Linked DNA regions of Homo sapiens: region 2 is linked to region 1. A link is an interaction called in ENCODE POLR2A ChIA-PET data of the cell type or tissue named here. Cell type or tissue: OCI-LY7. All regions are shown on one strand. Each heading gives the region's core, and the rest is flanking DNA. Links, peaks and the distances in the headings are about the cores only.

Evidence for each region. ChIA-PET counts read pairs that join two places held together with the same protein. Peaks named below come from ENCODE experiments on the same cell type or tissue, not always from the same donor. Only the 100,000 strongest peaks of a DNase experiment are listed, where the experiment ranks them.
Region 2: POLR2A ChIA-PET joins it to region 1 with 15 read pairs; 2 of 35 experiments call an interaction of 5 or more read pairs at or near these places.

What each region holds. Positions count from the first base shown.
Region 1 is chr20:17,805,078-17,815,552 of GRCh38, forward strand. LOC107985440 (a long non-coding RNA gene) reads right to left here. Exons shown (of 3, transcript XR_001754511.2): 3 at 8,698-10,475. Among named protein-coding and RNA genes, the nearest start is that of BANF2, 110 kb to the left of the region's middle. In OCI-LY7, for the core only: no CTCF peak of the experiment used is centred there; a DNase peak (open chromatin) is centred at 6,234.
Region 2 is chr20:17,925,567-17,936,041 of GRCh38, forward strand. No RefSeq gene overlaps it. Among named protein-coding and RNA genes, the nearest start is that of SNORD17, 32 kb to the right of the region's middle. RefSeq lists an enhancer at 3,691-4,217 and a silencer at 5,956-6,156. In OCI-LY7, for the core only: no CTCF peak of the experiment used is centred there; no DNase peak of the experiment used is centred there.

The DNA of each region.
Region 1 (10,475 bases), core at 1,633-9,632:
AAAAAAAAAAAAACTGAAAGATAGAATTACCATATCCAGCAGTCCCACCACTGAGCATATAGCCAAAGGAAATGAAGTCAGTGTGTCTGAGATGTCTGCGCTCCCATGCTCATTGAGCACTATTCCCAATATATGGAACCAACCTGTGTCTATCGACAGAGGAAGAGATAAAGAAAAGGTGGTTATATGCACAATGGAGCACTATTATCCCTTTAAAAAGAATAAAATCCTGTCATTTGTGACAACACGGGTGAACCTGGAAGACACTGTGCTTAGTGAAATAAGCCAGGCACAGGGAGACATATAGCACAAGATTTCACTCATCTGAGGATCTAAAAAGGTTGAATTTATAATAATAGAGCATGGAATGGTGGTTACCAGGAGCTGGGGGCAAGCGGGGAGGGCGTTGACCAAATAATATGAATTTCTAGTTAGACTGAAGGAATAAGTTTTTTTTTTTTTTTTTTTTTTTTTTTTTGAGGCAGAGTCTTGCTCTGTGGCCCAGGCTGGAGGGCAGTGGTGCGATCTCGGCTTACGGCAAGCTCCGCCTCCGGGGCTCACGCATTCTCCGGCCTCAGGCTCCTGAGTAGCTGGGACTACAAGCGCCCGCCACCATGCCTGGCTAATTTTTTGTATTTTTAGTAGAGACGGGGTTTCACCGTGTTAGCCAGGATGGTCTCGATCTCCTGACCTTGTGATCCACCCGCCGCGGCCTCCCAAAGTGCTGGGATTACAGGCGTGAGCCACCGTGCCCGGCCAGGAATAAGTTTTTAAGAGCTATTGCACAGCATGATGACCACAGTTAATAATAAAGCATTGTGTATTTCAAAATTGCTAAAATAATAGATTTTAAATGTTTTCACTACAAAAAAAATGGTAAATATGTGAGGTGATAGATATGTTAATTAGCTTGATATAATCATTCCACAATGTATACACATATCAAAACATCACATCATAACTCATAAATATATACAATTATTGTTTTTCAATTAAAGAAAAATTTTAAAAACAACACATGGCCAGGTGCAGTGGCTCACACCTGTAATCCTAGCACCATGGGAGGCCGAAGCAGGGAGACTACTCGAGGCCAGGAGTTCTAAACCTGCCTGGGCAACATAGCGAGACCCCATCTCAACAACAAAAAAATTTTAAATTAGCTGGGTGTGGTGAGGGGTGCCTGTTGTCCCAGCTACTTGAGAGGCTGAAGCAGGAGGACTGCTTGAGCCCAGGAAGTTGAGGCCGCAGTGAGCTAAGATTGCCACTGCACTCCAGCCTGAGCGACAGAGCAAGACCCTGTCTCAAACAAACAAACAAATAGCACATATGTACACATAAAATTGCCTGCGGCTTGTCTGGCTCTCTCATAAACTGTGAGCTCTCTGAGGACAGGACCGGAACACATTTTCCCTGAATAAAGTGAGCACATTTCCAGCCCCGAAGCCTGAGCCGCTGTGTCCCACATCCCATTCAGGAAGAGGGGGTTGTCCTAGAAGTAGCAGATCTGACTCAAAAACTCAAGGCAGGAGGGGTAACAATGCCAGAGAGAGAAGTAGCAGGGTAAGGAGGAGAAAGAAGGAAGAGGGAACGGAGCGAGGAGGAAAGGAATGAGAAATATAAAAATGGAGGAGTGAGGAAGGAATTCAGGAAAGACAAGGAATCCGCACAGGCAGAGACGCGGCTTTATCAGCTCTCTCCCTTCCAGCTCACTCCTCTCCACTCCCCCACAGAACTGCTCAGGCCATGTGTGCATTTGGCTCAGGACTCCAGTGCTGGTGCCAGAAGCATAAACCAGAGGGTGGGAGCTGCGTGGGGCCCAGACGAGGCGAGCCCTGTGGCCGGGCCCTCAGGACGTGGGGCCAGGCTGCTCCTCCCAGCCGCCCCGGGGGGGCAGGCCAAGAATTCTAGAAACCCTCTGCTGGGGAGAGCCCGAGGAGGCCCTGGCTGGGGTGACATCGGGAAAGCCCAGGGGGCCTGCTGCAGGCTGCGAGGAAGAAGGAGGCCGAGGTCATGGTGCAGAGGGCTGAGGAGGAAGTGAACCCCAGCTACAGGGTGCCCGGAAAGGGCTGGACCCACGGGGAATGTTGTGGCGGGGACCACATTTGGAGCAGCTCGGGACACAAGGGGTTTTGTCCCAAAGGAGACTCTGAACAGAGCCGCGGGCCCCGTCCTGGGAAAGCCGCTTGAGGGCACACCTGGCTGCTGCGTCCCAGAACTGCTGACGTCACAGTCACCTGGGGCGGGGAGGGGACTGGCGAGCTGTACTGTTTTTTTAAGTTTCCAATGATTATAAAAAGCAGCAAATGTGGGAACCATTGAACTGGATCAGGGTCAGCAAAACTTTTCTGTAAAGAGCCAGATGGTAAATATTTCAGGCATTTTAGGCCAGGATGGTCGGTCCCTGTCTCGGCGACTTGATTCTGTCGTTGTACTGAGAAAGCAGCCACATATGTGCAAAGGAATGAGCATGGCTCTATCTCGAAGAGACTTTTCAAAATTGAATTTCATTGATTTTTGAAATTTGAATTTTTTAAATTTGAATTTCTTGGAATTTTCATGTCATGAAACATTGTTCTGATTTTTTCCCCCAACCATTTAAAATATAAAAACCATCCTTAGCTCACACCTAGTGGTAGGCAGGATTTGGCCCAAGGGCTGTAGTTTGGTGATCATGGTCAGGCCAGTTCTGCCATAAAGAAATCAGTGTGGAAGCAGAGTGATTGCTTAGAAACTTTTAGAGCAATCTGACATTGCTCTGGCACCCAATCAAGTGTCTGCTGGACTCAACATGACCCAGGTGGGGCGACAGTGAACCCACAAGGTCAGTGACACATAGCGTGCTGCTTCATATGTGGTCAGTGATGGGTTGGAAATTTAAAAAAAAACAGGTCCTTTATACCCAGAAGGTTTGAAAAGTAGGGATCTCAAATCATTCCTTTGACCCCAGGGAGGGTTTGAATCTTCCCACCACAATCATACAATCACCCTAAAATATATAGTTATAACTACAGCAGGCAAACAAAAATATACATTTTTTGTGCATAGGAAAAAAAAATTGAAAAGGACTATAGCAAACGTTTAGTGAAGATTCTTTGAGTAGAATGTCAATGCATTTTTCTTTCTTTATATTCATCTGTGTTTTCCAAGTTTTCTTTAACGAATATGTGTGAATTTTATAATTAAGAGTTTTATGTGTTTTCTTAAAAACAAGTGGCTTTTAAGAAATTCTCTGGAGAATAATTTCTCCATTGGACAATCCTTCCCAGTGTCTCCCAAGCGTTCGGGAAGTGCTTTTTCATATTTAATCCACTTTTAGAGAAGCAGGGAAGAGAAAGAAGAAAATGGAAAACATATGTTGTCCTTCTGACTGCAGAGCCCCAGTTCTTGTCGTTCATTGTTATTTTTAACATAAGACTCATGGGCAGTAGTGGGGGTGGGGCATCAAGGCTGGAGATGTCATGAATGGTCATGAGTCCATTGTCACAGGACCGAAGTGAGTGGAGCCTCCTATGCTGACCTCTCAACTCTGGTGTCCCAGCAACCAGAGCCCAGTGTATGTCCGGTTGCTCAGGAACTGCAAGAAAAAGTGTGGGAGAAAGTTCACGGCAGCAGCACTTACTGCCAAGGAAAAAGCACAACTCTGAGTGCTGGGTATCATGGGCCTCAGTGGACCTGGGTTCGAATCCTGACTTGACCACTTTTTCACTGAGAAGCTCAGGCAGAGCACTGACATTTTCTGAGCCTCAATTTCCTCCCCAAGATAAGGTTGGGGGGTGGGGGGTGGGTAAACACACAACCCCCAAGCCGAGTGTCCCAGAGGCGAAGAAGACTGCTTGCATGAAAGCTCTTGACACTAGCAGACATTAAATCTGAGCTCTTCCTGGCTGCTCTGATGACCAGGGTCAAGGTCATCACCCCAGGCCAAGGGCAGGGCATAAACCTCTGCAACTTGGACTCAATCCTAGAAAAGACTTCAGCTGGAGAAGAAACCATTGCTGCTTTCTTTCTGGACTCCAGCCGTGTGTGACACACACCAGGGGCACCCATGTAACTGTGCATATACTTACGTCCCAAACTCAGCCCCAACCGGAGGCAGCCCAAGTTCAGGGTGTCCTTTGCTCATAAGCTGCACTGCCCAGGTCAGTAGCCATATGTGGCTATGTGTAAAGATTTAAATTAATTTGATTTAAATGAAATTAAACATTTAATTTATCGGTCACAGTACCCACATGTTGCGTGCTCAGCGACCACTCGTGGTGCAAGAACATTGCCATCAGTGCAGAAGGTTCTATCAGACAGCGCTGCTCGGTGGCTCAGTGCAGCTCCAGAAGACACCCCTAGAAAGTGCAGACTTCTGGTCATTTGCAAAAGTGTCCTCTCATTTCTGCAATAACAACTTCACTATATAGGGAAACAGAAACCTATAAAAATGTCATCTAGTGTCTGGAGTATTTGTGGGATGTGCCTATGAGAAAGCAGCTCCCTGGGTGGGTGAGGTCTGGGGGTCCCCCTGCAAGCCTCAGGCCCTGAAGCTGAAAGAAGCTTCTGCTCACTGGCTGACTGCTGTTAACATACAGTCGATAAAGAGATGGTGCTTCTTGTTTCTTTAAACAAAAACTATTTTAAGGAATTCTTGTTTCAAAATGGCTTGGTGCTATTCACAGGAAGAAAAGAAAAAGGGCAGCCTTATGCAGTGAGGCTCTCTGGGAACCATAGCCAGGACAGCTCTGTGGGGGCCGAAACAAACTCAGGAGTCCCAGAACCTACAGAGTGGGGCTCCACATCCTCTATGCTCCAGCCCAGGCTCTTGGCGCCCAGAGGCCTGCTGTGGCTCGGCCGCATGGCAGGACAACCTGTCTCTATGGGGTGGATTTGCCTGGAATGTGGATGGGATGGGCTTGTGCTGAGTTATAATAAACCTTCTCTCACTTCGCATCCAGCTCTGTTTGCCCAGCCTTCTCTAGAGAGCCTTTTGGAATCTTCTTTTCTATTGCAGCCCTGGCTCCTGCCACATGGAACAGTTTGAACAATCTATTCCAGCCTTAGATAGGCTGTGTTCCTCCCCCAGAAGGTGTAGAAGCTGCTGGCAGTGCCTACCCATGCCCTCAGGCCATGCCACATCAGGGAGCATGAACTCACTTTGGCTGCCAGCACCTGTGTCTCTTCTCCTGAGCTCACCTCACCCACATGCAGATGTGGCCGTCCAGGGGTATCCAAATTGTGTGCAACAGTGGATGATAACACATGTGGCTACCCCCTCACCCCTTAGAGGAATAACTCAGGCATTGCCCCAGAGTCTGCAGCACTGGAGCCTTAGTCGCCCACGGTGGTCACATGATCAGTCCTGGTCTTTATACCATTACTTCCCGGGATCACCTCCCAAATCAAATGTTTATCTTCAACATTCTTGTTGTAGGGCTGCTTCTGGGAAAACCCCACTGACCACTAAAGCTCCAATTAACCTTAGGTTGGGTTCTGGGAGAAGCTAAGACTGAAGTGCACAAGAAAGTTCTAGAATCAAGTGAGAAATGTGTATTGAAATGGGAGGAGATGGCCTGTCTTTTGAAATCCACAGAGAAGAGGATCTGAGGGATTTCTCAGTGAAGGAGACCAGCTGCTTCTCTGTGGAGTTTGGAGCCGCTTATCCAGGGATCCTGAAGACTCAAGAGGATCCCCAAGTTTCAAATATGCTCTTCCAGACACTCAGACTGGTAACCATGTAGTGGAATCTGCCTATACTTCTTCCAAATAATAGTCCTGGAGGGTTGAAAGGAACAAGAAAGGCGCACAAAATTCTCCCCTGTGAGGTCAGTTTCAAGCTCTCACCTAAGAGGGGCCTGGACTCCTAGCAGAGGCTCAGCCCACAGTGGTGCCAAGCCCAGGGGGGTGCTGAGCTGACAGGGGTGCCCAGCCGACAGGGGTACCCGGCCCAGGGGAATGCCCAGCCCTTGGGACCCAGGTCCAGTCATTGCTCCTCTGCCCTGTGTCAAGCAAGGGAGGCCCCTCAGGAGGCCTGGTGAGCACCAAGAACTCACTGGAAACCAGAAGGCTTGGGTGCCAAACACAACACATTGTGGTCTCAGGTGAGGATGGGGGAATGGGTGTCACAGGGAGGGAAGAGGCAGGCGCATCAAGTCCATCGCTAGTCCCTGTGCAGGAGGAGAGAGCAGGCTGCCATCACCCCATCTCTTCACCACAGAGACATGGTCCTCTTTCTGCCTTCTTCCTCTTTTTGGTGAGGCAGACACCCTCCCTGGGCTCAGTCAGAGCACCCCCCCCACATCCCTTCATCCCTACAGCATACCAGGAAGGCAACTCACAAAGAGGCCACAGCGCCTGGGTACATCCACACCCCAGCCCAGTGCCCTCCTGAAACCAGGGAGCGCAGCCGTCCTCTGGTGGAAAACTGAGAACTTAAAAACGTCCTCATTGGCTGCATTTCCATGTCTCTGGAAAAGCATTCACAACCAACCCATGCTTGAGAGGAAGCTTTCATCCATAAATGCTAATAACAGCCTGAAGGCTGAATCCCAGGACCAAGGGTTTCCTCTCCTTGCAGAACCAAATTGTTATGTCTAATTCTCGGTTGACTTTTCCAGGTGGCTCCATGGTTCCTTCAGTGTGGTGGCACTGGTGGCCCGTGGGAGGCAGCTGGCTGACAGCACGGACTGTCTTTGAGCTGGAAGAGTCAGGTGAGTTGCTTGGTGTCTGGGAAAGGGGCTAGGTCTGATCAGAGAAGCAAGTCCTACCTGTGTTTACCTGCCTGGCCCCAGACCCTGCTCCCTCCTTTCCAGGGTCCACTGAGCACAGAGGAAATGGAGCCAGGTAGCTCGTTGCCTGGCTTATTGTGTTGTTTTGGCTTTTAACTTTTAATTTTAAATTAGTTTAATTTTAGATTTAGAGAAATGCTGCAAAAAATAGTACAGAGAGTTCCCTTATATTCTTCAGCCTGCTTCCCCTAGCATCTGACATAACCACAGCATGATTACAAGAAAATTATCACCGGTGAATTGAAGTTAATGTTAGTTAACTAAATAGCAGGCCTTACTTAAATTTTACCAATTTTTCTGAAAATGCCCTTTTTCTGTTGCAGAATTTTATTCGTGATCCCATACTGCATTCATTGTTATTTTTTCTTTGTCTCCTGTGGTCTGTGACAGTTCCTCAGTCTTTTCTTGTCTCTAATGACTTTGACACTTTTGAGGAGTACTGGTCAGTAATTTTGTAGAATATCCCTCAGTTTGGGTTTGTTCAATGTTTTCTCATGATTGGAGTGAGAGTATGCATTTTTGGCAAGAATACCATTAAAATGGTGTATGTCCTTATATCAAAGAGCTCACTACGTTAATGTGTCTTGTTACTAATGATGTTAACCTGATCATGTGGCTAACTTGGTACCTACCAGGTTTCTCCACTATAAATGGACTAATATAATATATACTGTTTGGTGCCTTCTTTCTCAATAAATTTTTTAGATTCATTCATCCATAATGTTGCGTGTATTGTTTGTTCTTTTTTATTGCTGTAAAGTGTTCCATTGTGTGACTATACCAGCACCTCTCTCACCTCCAGGACAGGTGAGGAACATCAGCTATCTTTCTCTCCATTGCCTACAACAGTATTTGCATTGGTACCACTGAGTACAATTATATGGTGCACAACTAGTGCAGCTACACATGGCAAGCTGAAGTCCAAGGACTGCCTGAATCACAATGCAAGTTCTCAGATTTCTTTACCCCCAGAGAATTGATTCTATTGCACGCCGTCATTTGGGAAACTCAGGGTGAAGTACACACTCTAGCATGGCAGCATGGTTAAGTGGTTAATGAACATGAGCCCTGAAGTCTGGCTCTGGGTTCAAATCTTGTTGCCACTCATGAGCTAGGTGACCTTGACCAAGTTACTTCCTCTCTGTGACTGTTCCATCAGTAAAATAGGTTTAGTGATGATAGTACCTGTGCCATAGGCTACTCCAAGGATTAAATTTAATTTAATTTAAAAAAAGCCTTGGCCATGTGCAGTGGTTCATGCCTGTAATCCCAGCATTTTGGGAGGCCAAGGCAGGCGGATCACCCAAGGTCAGGAGTTTGAGACCAGCCTGGCCAACATGGTGAAACCCCATCTCTACTAAAAATACAAAAATAGCTGGACGTGGTGGCAGGCACCTGTAATCCTAGCTACTCAGGAGGCTGAGGCAGGAGAATCGCTTGAACCTGGGAGGTGGAGTTTGCAGTGAGCCGAGATTGCGCCATTGCACTCCAGCCTGGGCGACAGAACAAGATTCCATCTCAAAAAGAAAGAAAGAAAGCATTTAGCATGGTGTCTGGCATAGAATAAACACTCAACATGTTAATAGTGTTATTGTTAATAAACATCATTGTTGGCCAGGCACGGTGGCTCATGGCTATAATCCCAGCACTTTGGGAGGCCAAGGCAGGCGGATCACCTGAGGTCAGCAATTCGAGACCAACCTGACCAACATGGAGAAATCCCATCTCTACTAAAAATACAAAATTAGCCGGGCGTGGTGGCGCATGCCTATAATCCCAGCTACTCGGGAGTCTGAGGCAGGAGAATCACTTGAACCTGGGAGGCGGAGGTTGCAGTGAGCCGAGATTGCACCATTTTACTTCAGCCTGGGCAACAAGAGTAAAACTCCATCTCAAAAATAAATAAATAAATAAATAAACATAATTATTTTTATGGATTATTTATTTCTTGTTATTAATATTATAATACTACTCATTAGCTTTGCAGCCTCCATCTCTGAGGGCATGGTTTGAATGAGCGTGTATCCCTAAGAGCTGCCAGCAAACGGAAGAAGAGTTCCTGCACCTCTTGGTGCCTGAATGGTCCAGGGTCACCAACAAATAATAATACTCACAGCATGGGTTGTTCGTCAGGATTCTACAGAGACATAGAACCATTTGTGTGTGTGTGTGTGTGTGTGTGTGTGTGTGTGTGTGTTTTGTATGCATGTGTGGAGAGAGGAGGAGAGAGAGAGAGAGAGGGGCTTATTTTAAGGAATTGGCTTATGTGACCGTGGAGGCTGGCAGAACTCCCTCTTCCTGCAGGGAGTCAGTCTTTTTTCTTTGAAGGCCTTCAACTGATTGGATGAGGCCCACCCACATTATGGAGGGCAATCTGCTTTCATCAAAGTCCACTGATATAACTGTTACTCTCACCTAAAAGAAATTACCTTCACAACATCTAGACTAGTGTTTGACCAAATATTTGGATGCCGTGGCCTAGCCAAGCTGACATATAACATTAACAATCACAGAGGGCTACAGTTTGTGGTCCCCCTTCACATACAGAGGTTGACAACTCGAAAGCCCTACAGCAGTCAGTGCAGATAAAAATGGGGGGGTGGGCTCACCAGGCGGACTTGCCTTGGGGCGTAGGGGGACTTGGGCTGCCTGGCAGTCCCTGCATCGAGTCATGGTGGCCCATGCTTGGACCTAGGCCAAGACATATCAGGACTGCCAGACAGTATTATTTCAAATAATGCCAAAATCTGAATTTCTACGTGGAAGTTTCTATTTCTTTAATACTGGCAACTAGTTAAATGTTTTTAATTGTGTGCAGGACAAATGCACAAACCCAAGGGAAAGACGTGCCCTTGGGCAGCCCATTTGCGATCATGACCTACGCGATCTTACTAAATCTGTCAGCTTCCTTGTTTAAGGTATTCACAGAGCTTCTAGTCATAAAAATTGTAGTTTTGTAGGGGCGTTAGTGAGTTCTTTGAAAGCAGGATTTCTCTGCAGATCCGGAGCAGTGCTTCCCACTCTTTAGCATGGATCAGAATCCCGGGAGGGCTGTGAAACAGCCACCACACCTCACCCTCATTTCTGATTCAGTGGGTAGGGGTGAGCACAGAAAATCTGCTTTTCTAACAAGCTCCCAGGAGGTACTGATGTTGCTGGTCCAGGGACCAGGCTTTAAGAACTTCTGGTCTAGAGGGGAAAAAAGAACACGGGTGGACAGCAAGGAGAAGACATGGTGACAAGACAGGGCAGATCCTGCAGGAGGAGGAGCCGGGGGTATTGCTTTGGATTCACCACCATCCTCAGTCCTGTCTGCCTCCTTTTCTAACATCCTGATCTTCACATCTCCACCAGGATAGTGAGCTCTGTAGTAGAGGCATCTTCTATAAGATGCTTTACCCATGAAGGACACTCTGAGGCCCGAGGGGCCTGAGAATGAGTCTTCTTATTTCATCTTTGTGAAAGATGATATGGATAATGGTGATGGTTACACAACCATATGAGTGTGCTTAATGCCACTGAATTCCACACTTAAAAATGGTTAAAGTGGGGCCAGGCACGGTGGCTCACACCTGTAATCCCACTTCGGGAAGCTGAGGCAGGTGGATTGCTTGAGCCCAGGAGTTTGAGACCAGCCTGGGCAACATAATGAGACTTCATCTCTACAAAAAAAAATACAAGAGTTAGCTGGGTGTGGTGATGCAT
Region 2 (10,475 bases), core at 821-8,820, 120 kb after region 1:
GAAACAGTGAGAAACTGTGACGCAGCACAACATATATCTCAGCACTGGGAATGTCTATCTTCTGGCGCTGTCGGAGGAGATAAGTAGATTATCTGTCAGCCCAACAGTCTAAGCAAAGAAGAAGCCAGGAGTTCCTTCCGTCAATTCACCTAATCTTTTAACACTGCTTATCGGTGGGGTCGATGTAACTCAAACCTCCTAAAACAACACGGGGTTTATCCTGTCCGACTCAAGCAATGAACTTGCAACTACCAAGACATCAGGCCAAACCATCACTCATTTTGCTCAGGTGTGCCTTTGTGCAAATACTCACCCTGCCAAGTCTGGGAGGCCATTTCCAGAAACCATGGGTGGTGGGTTGTAATGGCCGGTCTGCCTCGTGGCAGGCAAGCAGGTAGCAGTGAAGGAACATGCCATGAGAAGTGGGTGCAAAGAGAGAAGATCTCAGAGTTGGGTGGAGACTTAGAACCATCTAACCCAATCCTTACCCACATTCATAGGTTCAAGTACCAGGTCTCTGCACCATTTCTAGACATTACTTAGCTTCCCTGAACCTCAGTTTATTCATCTGTAAAATGGGCTCTGCCTGCAGTGGGTGACATTGGGGCTGCACCTGTATCCTGCAGACCCTGATCATCCCTGTGTACAACTTTGCCTGTGTGCTTAGAAGTGTTAGAGAATTCACACTCCCAGGAGCAACCCCCCCAAATAGCCTAACACCCCAACTCCTGAGGGGCAGGATCATTCTTAGGTATGAGTTCTACACTGTCTCCCAGGGACCCCCCATGAGACTGAGCTCCAGCTACCCACAGCAATGAGGTGCTTGACAATACACCCCAAATCAGTCGCCCTCCTCTCCCTCTTTCACTTCCCTACAGCCCCTTGAGATCACTGTCCATATAAAACACTTGCACAAGAATCCATGCAACAGAGTCAGCTTCTGGGGGAACCCAAATTAAGAAACTTTCCAACTTTCTCACAGTGTTGTTGGTAAGATCAGGTACAGCTCTCAGACAAAGGTCGAGGTTATCAGCATGAAACCGTGGCACTATTCTGTGTGCCAGGCAAAGGGAGCCACAGGTTAGTCTGAGTTGGGTATTCTGGGGCTTTTGAACTCTAGGTGGTCACATGGAGACTTTAAGGTAGAATGAACATAAGCCGTAAAAGACAGCAGAGTTGGAGCCTACTGGGCTCCGCCTGGTTTTAACTGCTCCCAACACAACAATCACAACTGCCAATCTCCAAGTTCCAAAGAACTGGCTCTGCCAACGACTCAGAAATAAGTTTTGAGCATAATCTAGCCCGTAGTTGATATCAAGCAGAAGATGTGATCTGTGGTTCTCATAGCTCACAATCTATGCAGAACCCAAAGAGAATATGTAACAATTAACTGAGCAAAACCAGCAGCAAATCCTGGAACATCGTGTGGAACTAGAAGAAGATGGTGGTTTGTTGAAAGAACACAGGAGCCCTGAAGGAGCTCCAAATGGTCAAGGTTGGAAGAATTTAAACAATAAGAAAAATAATGATAGTTTAGGACAATAACCCATAGAGTTAAATAAATGTCCACAAGTCCACACTGATATAAGTATTTGATTAAATAAGTCAATAGGGAAGTGACAGCTCTTCCTTGCAATGAAAATCCAGTCAATCCATGCGGAAGGAAGGAGCAAAGGAGAAATCAGCATTAGGTCAACACCACAGTGGTGATTGTTGCAGACAAGAGCTGCTAATAGACAACAGAATAGGTGGAAGGTTTGAGGAAAAAAGGGGTTTGCAAAGCCTTAAGTATCTCTTCCAGGAGGTTTGTTGACAAGGGTGGGGTTTGGGGACAGAAAAAACATTACCAAGGAAAAGCCCATCAGAGACCACTTGACCAGGTGATCAGGGCCATCATCACAGACGTAAGCCATCAACGCCATGCCCCCGTGACACGTGCAGTGAGCAGGATGCAGCCCCAGGCCTCTGGCGCCCTTGCCTGGGATGCACAACCTGAGCCCAAGTTCAGACAGGCCTGAACTAAGAGACTTCTGCAAAGTAACTGATCAATACTCTTCATGGGTATCTAGGTCCTGAAAGACAAGGAATGACCAAGGAACTATTATAGAGTCTAGAAGACTAGAGAGAAAAAAACAACTATATGCAAATGCGGGATCCTGGATGGGATTCTGGAGCAAGAAAAAGACGTTAATGGGAAAACCAGTGAAGTTCACACGGGATCTTTGGTTTGATTAAGGCTGCTGTACTGAGGTTAATTTCCTGGTTCTGATTACTGTGCTATGGCTTTGCAAATTGTGCTATGGTTTTGCAAGATTGGGGTCAACTGCTGGAGGGACATAGAGAAGTTGCCTGTACCAGGCTTGCAAATTTTCTGCTACTTTTACTACTAGTTTTCTAAAAGTGGGTCAAAATATAAAGGTTTTTTAAAAAAGCATCAAATGTCCAGTTTTTCAGCAGTATCTTTATTAGAAAAGGAACAATCCCCACATTGTGTTGATGTGAGCAGTACTCAAAACTGAGGCAACAGATCTCAAAATATTTTGGCATGTGGGAGTGGGGAGGTAAAGGCTGAAGCCTCCTCTGTCCGAAGCATGCCCCCGAGGCTGGGAGGAGGCAAAAATGACAAATCACATCTGAATCTGTTTGGCAGAAAAAATGTCCAGTGACCTGTCCGAGGGCCAGTCACACATTTATCAGGAGTATTAGCAGCTCCGCATTCCCAGTGCAGGTCTCCCAGGTCCACGCCCTAGCCTCAGCCCAGGACAGGCTCTGATTTCTCCGAAAATGATGTGCAAATCTGTTTCAAACCACATGACCTTTTGCCACAACCTCTTTGTGGCTTGTTCTATTGGATCAGAAGCCAGGAGTATTTTCGGAACATTGCTAATGCTCTGAGCATCTCAGTTCTAGGCCTGTAGGCCACATATGATGTGCGTTGGGCCAGAGGCCCAGGTCAAGGTGTCTCGAGGGAAATTGGAGTCAATGGTGAAGTGAGAAAGCTCTTGTGAGGCCTTTGGCCCCAGTGGGAGGGCCAGGGACAGAGGTGGGCCTGCCTGGTGAGCCCACCTGCAGGCAAGAGGCACCCTGGGGAGGTGCCAGGAAGCAGGGCGCAAGGCAAGGAGGCAGGAACAGCCACGTCTGCTCCTGCCCTTTAAACAAATACCAGGCTGTTCGAGTCCAGAGAAGAAATAAATATTGACAAAGGTGCGGAGCGGCAGGAAGGCCAGGTGGCCGAGGCCCCAGAAGGAACATGGCCTAGATAGGGTCTCCTGGGATGACTGCGAGGAAGCCTCAGCCCCGAGCCACCCTCCCCAGGGGCCCTTGGCGAGGCTGCCTCTACGGAGGTCCTTCCCCCGTCTCGGCAGGTGCTTCGGCACCTTGAGGGCTTGGACTCAGGCTGTCAGGATGAGGAGCCTATCCACGGGATCAGTTGCTGGTGTTTGCCAAAGGTGTGTCCCAGAGGGGCCACCCGTAGCCTCTGACGGTGCCACGGCTGGAAGGCCCTGGCCAAACACCTGTCCCACTTCAACAGCGCGTTCAGTGGATCCCCCAAACCAAAGGGCCTGCTGGCGTTCTTCAGTGAGCTTCTCAAAGTGTGGGTGCAGGGCTCTCAATAGAGGCCCCTGGGCGCTGGGTAAGAGGCACATTCCTGAGCCCACACCTACCCCTCCAGGACACTGCAGGTCGAAGCTCAGGAATGTGCATTTTCACCACCTTCCCTAGTGATTTTAGGCAGAGGGCTCATTAGAGCCAAGTAACAGAAGAGGAAGCGAAGTCTCAGAGAGGGAGCAGCACTCTTTGGCAGCACAGGGAGTGAGGGGCAGCGAGGGAGGAGGGTCCAGGGCAGAGTGAAGTGGCCACACCTGCTCTGTCCCTTGGCTGGAAACAGCCTAATGGTCCAGACGACCCCCTGGGCTATGGGAGCTCAAATCACTTCCCGCCAGAAGGCTTCTCTGACCCCTCACCTCCAGCCCAGGGAGATGCCCCTGCCTGTCCCCTGGGCTCCGCGGCCCCTGGGCTTCCTGCTCCCCTGGCACTGGGCACACTGGAATGCAAATAACCACCGACCCTTGAATGTCCCCACCAGCATGGTGCCTGGCGTGTAGTGGATACGGCCGGGATGCAGGTGCTTGAGCCATGCCATCAGGAATCTCTCCCATCATCTCAGTCCTGCCTTCCCTTCTATGGCCCCCTGCAGTCCCCACTAACCCCAGCTTGCCCTGCAGCTCCAACAGAATGGGAGTGCATCCCCAACTATCAGCCCGGCCACAGTCCCGGGGCTCCCTGTCCTTGGACTGCCAGGGGTCAGGTGCCAGTGTGTGAGCCAGTATCTGTGGCTGGATGCAAGGAGATGAGGCTCCCCTAGGCTAGACCCCAGTGCTCTGGCCACAGCTGCATGCGGGGTGGGGGCAGCCTACCAGAAAGGGCAAGACTGGAAGTGGGGAGGTGCCCCACAGGAAAACCGGGATTCTACCAAGGGCAGGAGGCTGGGCAGGCGGAAACCAGCACCATCCACTCCAGCCCACCTGCCCTCCTGACCTCCCACAATGGCTGCTCTGATGACCAGAAGGTTCCTCAGAAGCCAGTTAAATCTGTTTCTCCTACCCCACACACCTGGCTCTGCCTCTTCCTTTGTTCCCTTGGTGGTCCTGAAAGGCTGGCTGGCTGCTGTCACGTTCCCCACCAACCACCCCAAACCCCACTCCCCTGCCCTCGGGGTATCCCTGGTCCCCCCCACCTTCTCATATGTGCAGTCTTCATGTCGTGGATTCCAGACCCCGGCCCTGCTGGCTGCCTGCCCAGCCAAGAACACCTGCCGTGGACACCTCCCCACGCCTGGGCCACCACCTGCCCAGTCCTCATCACCCGCCATCCAAAAAGTCACTCTGGTGTTGAAGACTCATCTAAACCTGGACCCCAAAATGCTACTGGCATTTAGTCACTATTCCACAGGCCCGTTCTGATTATTTGTTATTTTATTTTATTTGAGGCAGGGTCTTGCTCTGTCACCCAGGCTGGAGTGCAATGGTGCAATCACTAGCTCACTGCAGCCTTGATTTTCTGGGCTCAGATGATCCTCCCACCTCAGCCTCCCAAGTAGCTGGGACCACAGGCACACACCACCATGCCCAGCTAATTTTTTTATTTTTTGGTAGAGACAGGGTCTCCCTATGTTGCCCAGGCTGCGTGATTTTAAAAACATAAATATCTCCAAATTATCTGACCCTCCTAGAGATGAAATCTCCCTGTGGCCGCTGTTCTTTTTTTTTTTTTTTTTTTTGAGATGGAGTCTCTCCATGCTGCCCAGGCTGAGCTTGAACTCCTGGCCTCAAGCTATCCTCCTGCCTCAGCCTCCCAAAATGCTGTGACTACAGGTGTGAGACATGGCACCAAGCCTGTGGCCACTTTTTCTTTATTTTCACATGAGATAAAGACACCACCTGAGAAAGTATTTGAGTGTGTGTGTGTGTGTGTGTGTGTGTGTGTAGCTGGGGTATGGAGTCACATGTGCGTGTGGGAAACAAGCCTGAAGGGTTGCTTTGGCACATCACCTCTGGGTCTTGCCATTGCAGTGATTTATTTGCTTTTCTGTATTTTCTACCTTAACATGTAATTTTGGGGAAATTAAAAAATCAATTTAAGAAACTTAATGGATAAACAAAAGACAGTCAATACTGGAAAAGGCACAAATCATGAAGGTAAACCCATAGGCATGGATGTGAATCTCAGCAGTGTGTGGTCTTGGGCAAGTGGCTTGTGCCTTTGCCTCTCTGAGGCCTGGTTTCTCACCCCCCCAAAATGGGGGATTATATAGTAAATGGCAAAAGTGGCTGTAATCTTTGCCACTTCTCCCATCAAAAGATAGAGTTTGTTTTCCCTCCCCCTGAATCTAGGCTGCCCTTGTAAGTTGTTTTGGTTAGTGAAATGCAGGAGAAGGGATGGTGTGCTTGTTCCAAGTGGACCTCAAGGGCCTTGCAGCTTCTACTCACTCTCTTGGAACCCCGCCCAGCTGCCATGAGAACAGCCTGGGCTAGCCCACTGGAGGATGAGAGCCCACACAGAACTAAGACAAGCTATCTCAGTTGACCCCATTCTGAGCCAGCCAGCTGGCCCCAGCAGACCTGGAAGTTGACCTCTGACAACTGAGTGAGCCCAGCTACCAGAAGAACTGCCCAGCTGAGCACAGCCATTAGAAATAAATAGTTTGGGCTGGGTGCAGTGGCTCACACCTGTAATCCCAGCACTCTGGGAGGCCAAGGTGGGTGGATCATGAGGTCAGGAGATCAAGACCATCCTGTGAATGGTGAAACCCCATCTCTACTAAAATTAAAAATACAAAAAAAAAAATTAGCCGGGTGTGGTAGTGGGCACCTGTAGTCCCAGCTACTCAGGAGGCTGAGGCGGGAATGGTGTGAACCCGGGAGGCAGAGCTTGCAGCTAGCCGAGATCATGCCACTGCACTCCAGCCTGGGCGACAGAGCAAGACTCCTTCTCAAAAATAAATAAATAAATAAAATAAACAGTTTGGGGGTAGTTTGTTATGTAGCTAACAACAGCTGACAAACACACTAAACATGCCCCTAACTTATGACCTTTGCCCTTGCTCTTTGCTCTGCCTGAAACCCCACTCCCTGCAAACTCCATGGGCCTTTTCTCTCTCACTGCCTTCAGGTCTCTGCTCAGTGAGGTCTCCCCTGGCCAGTCCATATAAAAAGCCCCTCTCCCATCACTCTCCTTCGTATATATCTTGCCATAGCACTTACCACCTCGCTTCTTTATGTATTTACTTGCTTATTTGTTTATTGTCTCTCTTCCCCCAACACACACACCATGGAATATGAGTGTCATGGGGGCAAGGAGATTCTCTATTTTGTCTACCACTATTAGCGCCCAGCACCTGGTAGGGGTTCAGATATTTGTGGAATAAACAAGTTCATCTTTTGCCTTAGGGGCTCCCATCCAGCTGGCCACAGCGCTCTCACTAAGAAGACGTATTCTGGGCACCTCCCAGCTGCCCGCCTGGCTCTGGGCCCTCAATCCCTGAATGACAGTGGTCACTGCACTTGAATAACCCTCTAGAGTGTAAAGGGACTTCCTCCTTTCCTGCAACCCACTAATGGGGTCTGCAGACCCCACTCTCCAGCCCTGTTTCTCAGGTGAGATAACTGAGGCGGAGAGACTAGTGCAGGTGTAGGGACACAGGTATCTTGTGGCACATCTTGCCTGGTGCTCCCTCAGGCCATTGGACAGAGGCACCTCCTCCCACCACCAAGAGCTGGGCCAGGCATCAGGGATCCCTGGTCTGAGCCTTTTCTTCTCCTAACTTGCATTGAGACCTGAACAGTCCCTAACAGGGAGACAAAAAAAACTTCTCAACAGTGAGAAGCCTCTGACAATCCCAGCACCTCATTAAATAGACTTTCATCATTTCATGCAAAGCTACCAAAGGAAAGAAAACATCAGGGGCTGTTAGACCTTGGCCAGGGGTCCCCTCAACTCTCAGAGCGTCAGGAAGGCTGAGGAAGAGGGGTGAGGGGGAGGGTCCCCCGCAGCCTCTGGCTGGCCTCACCCAGCCATCTCCCATGGCACCTCCTGCCCTGGTCAGAAGCCCTCCTGCCCTCCTGGGCACTCAGGGGAAATCCTCTGCAACTTGGGATGAAAACCACAGAGCAAGAGTCCCTGGAATTCACGTGTGACTGCTTGGTAATGTTGCCTTAGCCCAGCTTTCCCCAAGAGCTGACCCAAAAGGAAGATTCAAGCAGAAGCATTTTGTGGGGGGATGGCCCCAGGAAGCCCCAGTAGGAGTGTGTGCTAACTCTGGGCATTCCCAGCTTGGTGGAGTGTGCCCCTGCCATCAGGGGTGCCCTTGAGAAGAGAGGCAGGCAGGTCCTGATGTAGGATGCCACTGGGTGTGCAGGAAGGAACTGCAGGTGACTTTGGGGGTCCAGGGCCCTGAGGAAAACTGAGAACAGCACTGCTGATCCCAGGGGAGGGGATGGAGAGCAAAGGGTGACTCTAGGGAGGCATTTCAGCAGAGGAGACCCATGAGAAGGGGAGGACCCTCCATCTTCAGGCTGGGTATTGAATTTTCCAAGCCCACCTGGCTAACGACTTTGCCCCCAGAGGCACTTGAGCAAAGGGCCAGCCCCAGCCAGAGCCAGGAGAGCAGGCTCTGCACTGCCGCAGGAGAGCTGCTAGCCCAGCCTGGCTACACCATGGAAGCCCAAAGACAGGAGCTCTTTTACAGAAATGAAACCCCTAGAATTAGTCCCCAGACCAATGGCTCTGCATGCAAAGGCACAGACAGCATAGACTGAAAGTCTACTGTGTGCATAGCTGCAGCCAGGAGATGGGCAGGGGCCCATAAGAGAACACCAAGGTCATGTTCATTAAGCATTCACTGAGGCTGTGCATGGCCTACCTCAGCGCTCACAGCCCCTCCTCCTAGTGGCAACTACGACTCTCCCCTGAGATAGGACCGGTATTCCAAACACCTCTCCGGGGCAGGCAGGGGTGGCAGCCCCTTCACTAACTGGACTCTCCTTTTGTGCTCAGAGTAACCCCCCTCCCATTTTACCAACGTGGAAAGGGATGAGCTTCAGGAGCTTGGCCATGGTCACCGGTGCCAGGGAGTGAGACAGAGGCAGAACCCTGGGAGGCCTGGGTGATTCAAACACATCACAGAGTCTTTACCCTAAGGGAGCTGCAATCCAGCCGGGGAAATAAGACCCCGAGGAAAATGAGCAAGAGCAGTTAAACCGCAACATAAGGCAATAATACAAGGAGGCTACCACCCAGAGCCGGACATTCCACACCCAGCAGTCGGCCTCGCCGCCTCCCGCCCGCTTCTTCTTGTAAGGGCCTTTCTCAAGAAGTGGCTAAAAAGGGACTTAGGATAGCACTTGGCGGACAAAAGGGGTTGTTGGCCCCTGCTCTAAAACATTTGCCAACACATCTTCCCATCCCCTAGGGCTTTAAGAATGATCCCCACCCTTAGCTAGTCAGTGGCTGCAAAGCAGCCCCTTTCATTAAGCCAGGGAGGGGGGTCCAGTGGAAACTGAGCCCCCGATCTTTGGGAAACTGCTGAGGAGGCTATAAAATTAGAGAGAAGGACGAGCAAATTACAGAGAGGGAGTGGGCAGGCAGCAGGGCCTTTCATCAGCCTGATTAGCTAAGGAAAGAGGCCCAGCCATGGGGGAGGAAGGCCAGGGGAGGTCGCCGGCTACCTCCTGGGGGATTGAGGGCCCCTCCAAAGTTCAGGGGCCTCAGCCCAGGCTTCTGCCTTCAGGTCAAACCTGTCCTTGCACAGTAGGGGGAGGACCCAACATTTTACCGGGATGCACCATTTCTCACCCTCTGACTCTGGGGCCTGGCTGAATCTCCTGGAGTCTCATTCTCCTCATCTGTAAAACAGCCCCGGCTCACAGGATGTAACTGTGACTGAACTAAACAAGTGGTTGGTTCTCAACCCTAGCTGTACATCAGGACCACCAGGTGAAGACATGTTAAACCTCCAATACTTAGGCTGTACCCTGTACTATTGATATCAGAATCTTTGGTGGGGGGTGGGGAGGGTTGGGTGGGAACATCCCAAGCACAGGGACAACTGGAACAGAGGGCCTGCGCAGGAGAGCCTGGGGTGTCCTGGAACAGGTGTGGCTGGATGGGGATGAAGGAGAGGGATGGCACAGGAGGGAAGTTCACAGAGGTCAGGGGAGCTCAGCTACACTTGCAGATCACAAACCACCCCACATTTCATGCAGGAAACAACCACAATAAAACCACCACCATTTTATTGTGCTTGGGCTTCTGGGAGGCTAGAGTCTGGACAGGCCTTAGTGGGAATGACTCGTCTCTGTTACATAACATCTGGGGCTTCAGCTAGGAAGATGTGAGTGTCTTGCGGGGGCAACTGTCTAATACAGTAGCCCCTAGGCTCATGTGACTATTTAAACAGAAATTAATTAAAATTAAGCAAAATAAAAACTTAGCTTCCTCAATTGCACCAGCCACATTCCAGGTGCTTAATAGAGAAGTGCCAGACTTGGCTGGGCGCAGTGGCTCACGCCTGCAATCCCAGCACTTTGGGAGGCCGAGGTGAGAGGAACCCTTGAGCTCAGGAGTTCGAGACCAGCCTGGGCAATACAGGTAGACCCTGTCTCTGTAAAAAATAAAAAATTAAAATAATTTTTACAAAAGAGAGAATTGCCATACTTGGCAGATAAAAATACAGGACACCCAGTGAAATCCGAATTTTAAATAATCAACAAATTTTTTTTTAGAATAACTATGTTCCAAATATTGCATGGTATGTATTACACTATATTATTTGTTGTATGGAATTCAAATTTGGCAGTGTTCCATGTTTTATCTAAATCCCAGCTAACATGTGGCTAACGACCACTAGGCTGGACGGCACAGATACCGAACATTCCCGTCACACAGAAAGTCCTTATGAACACTGCTGCTCTGGA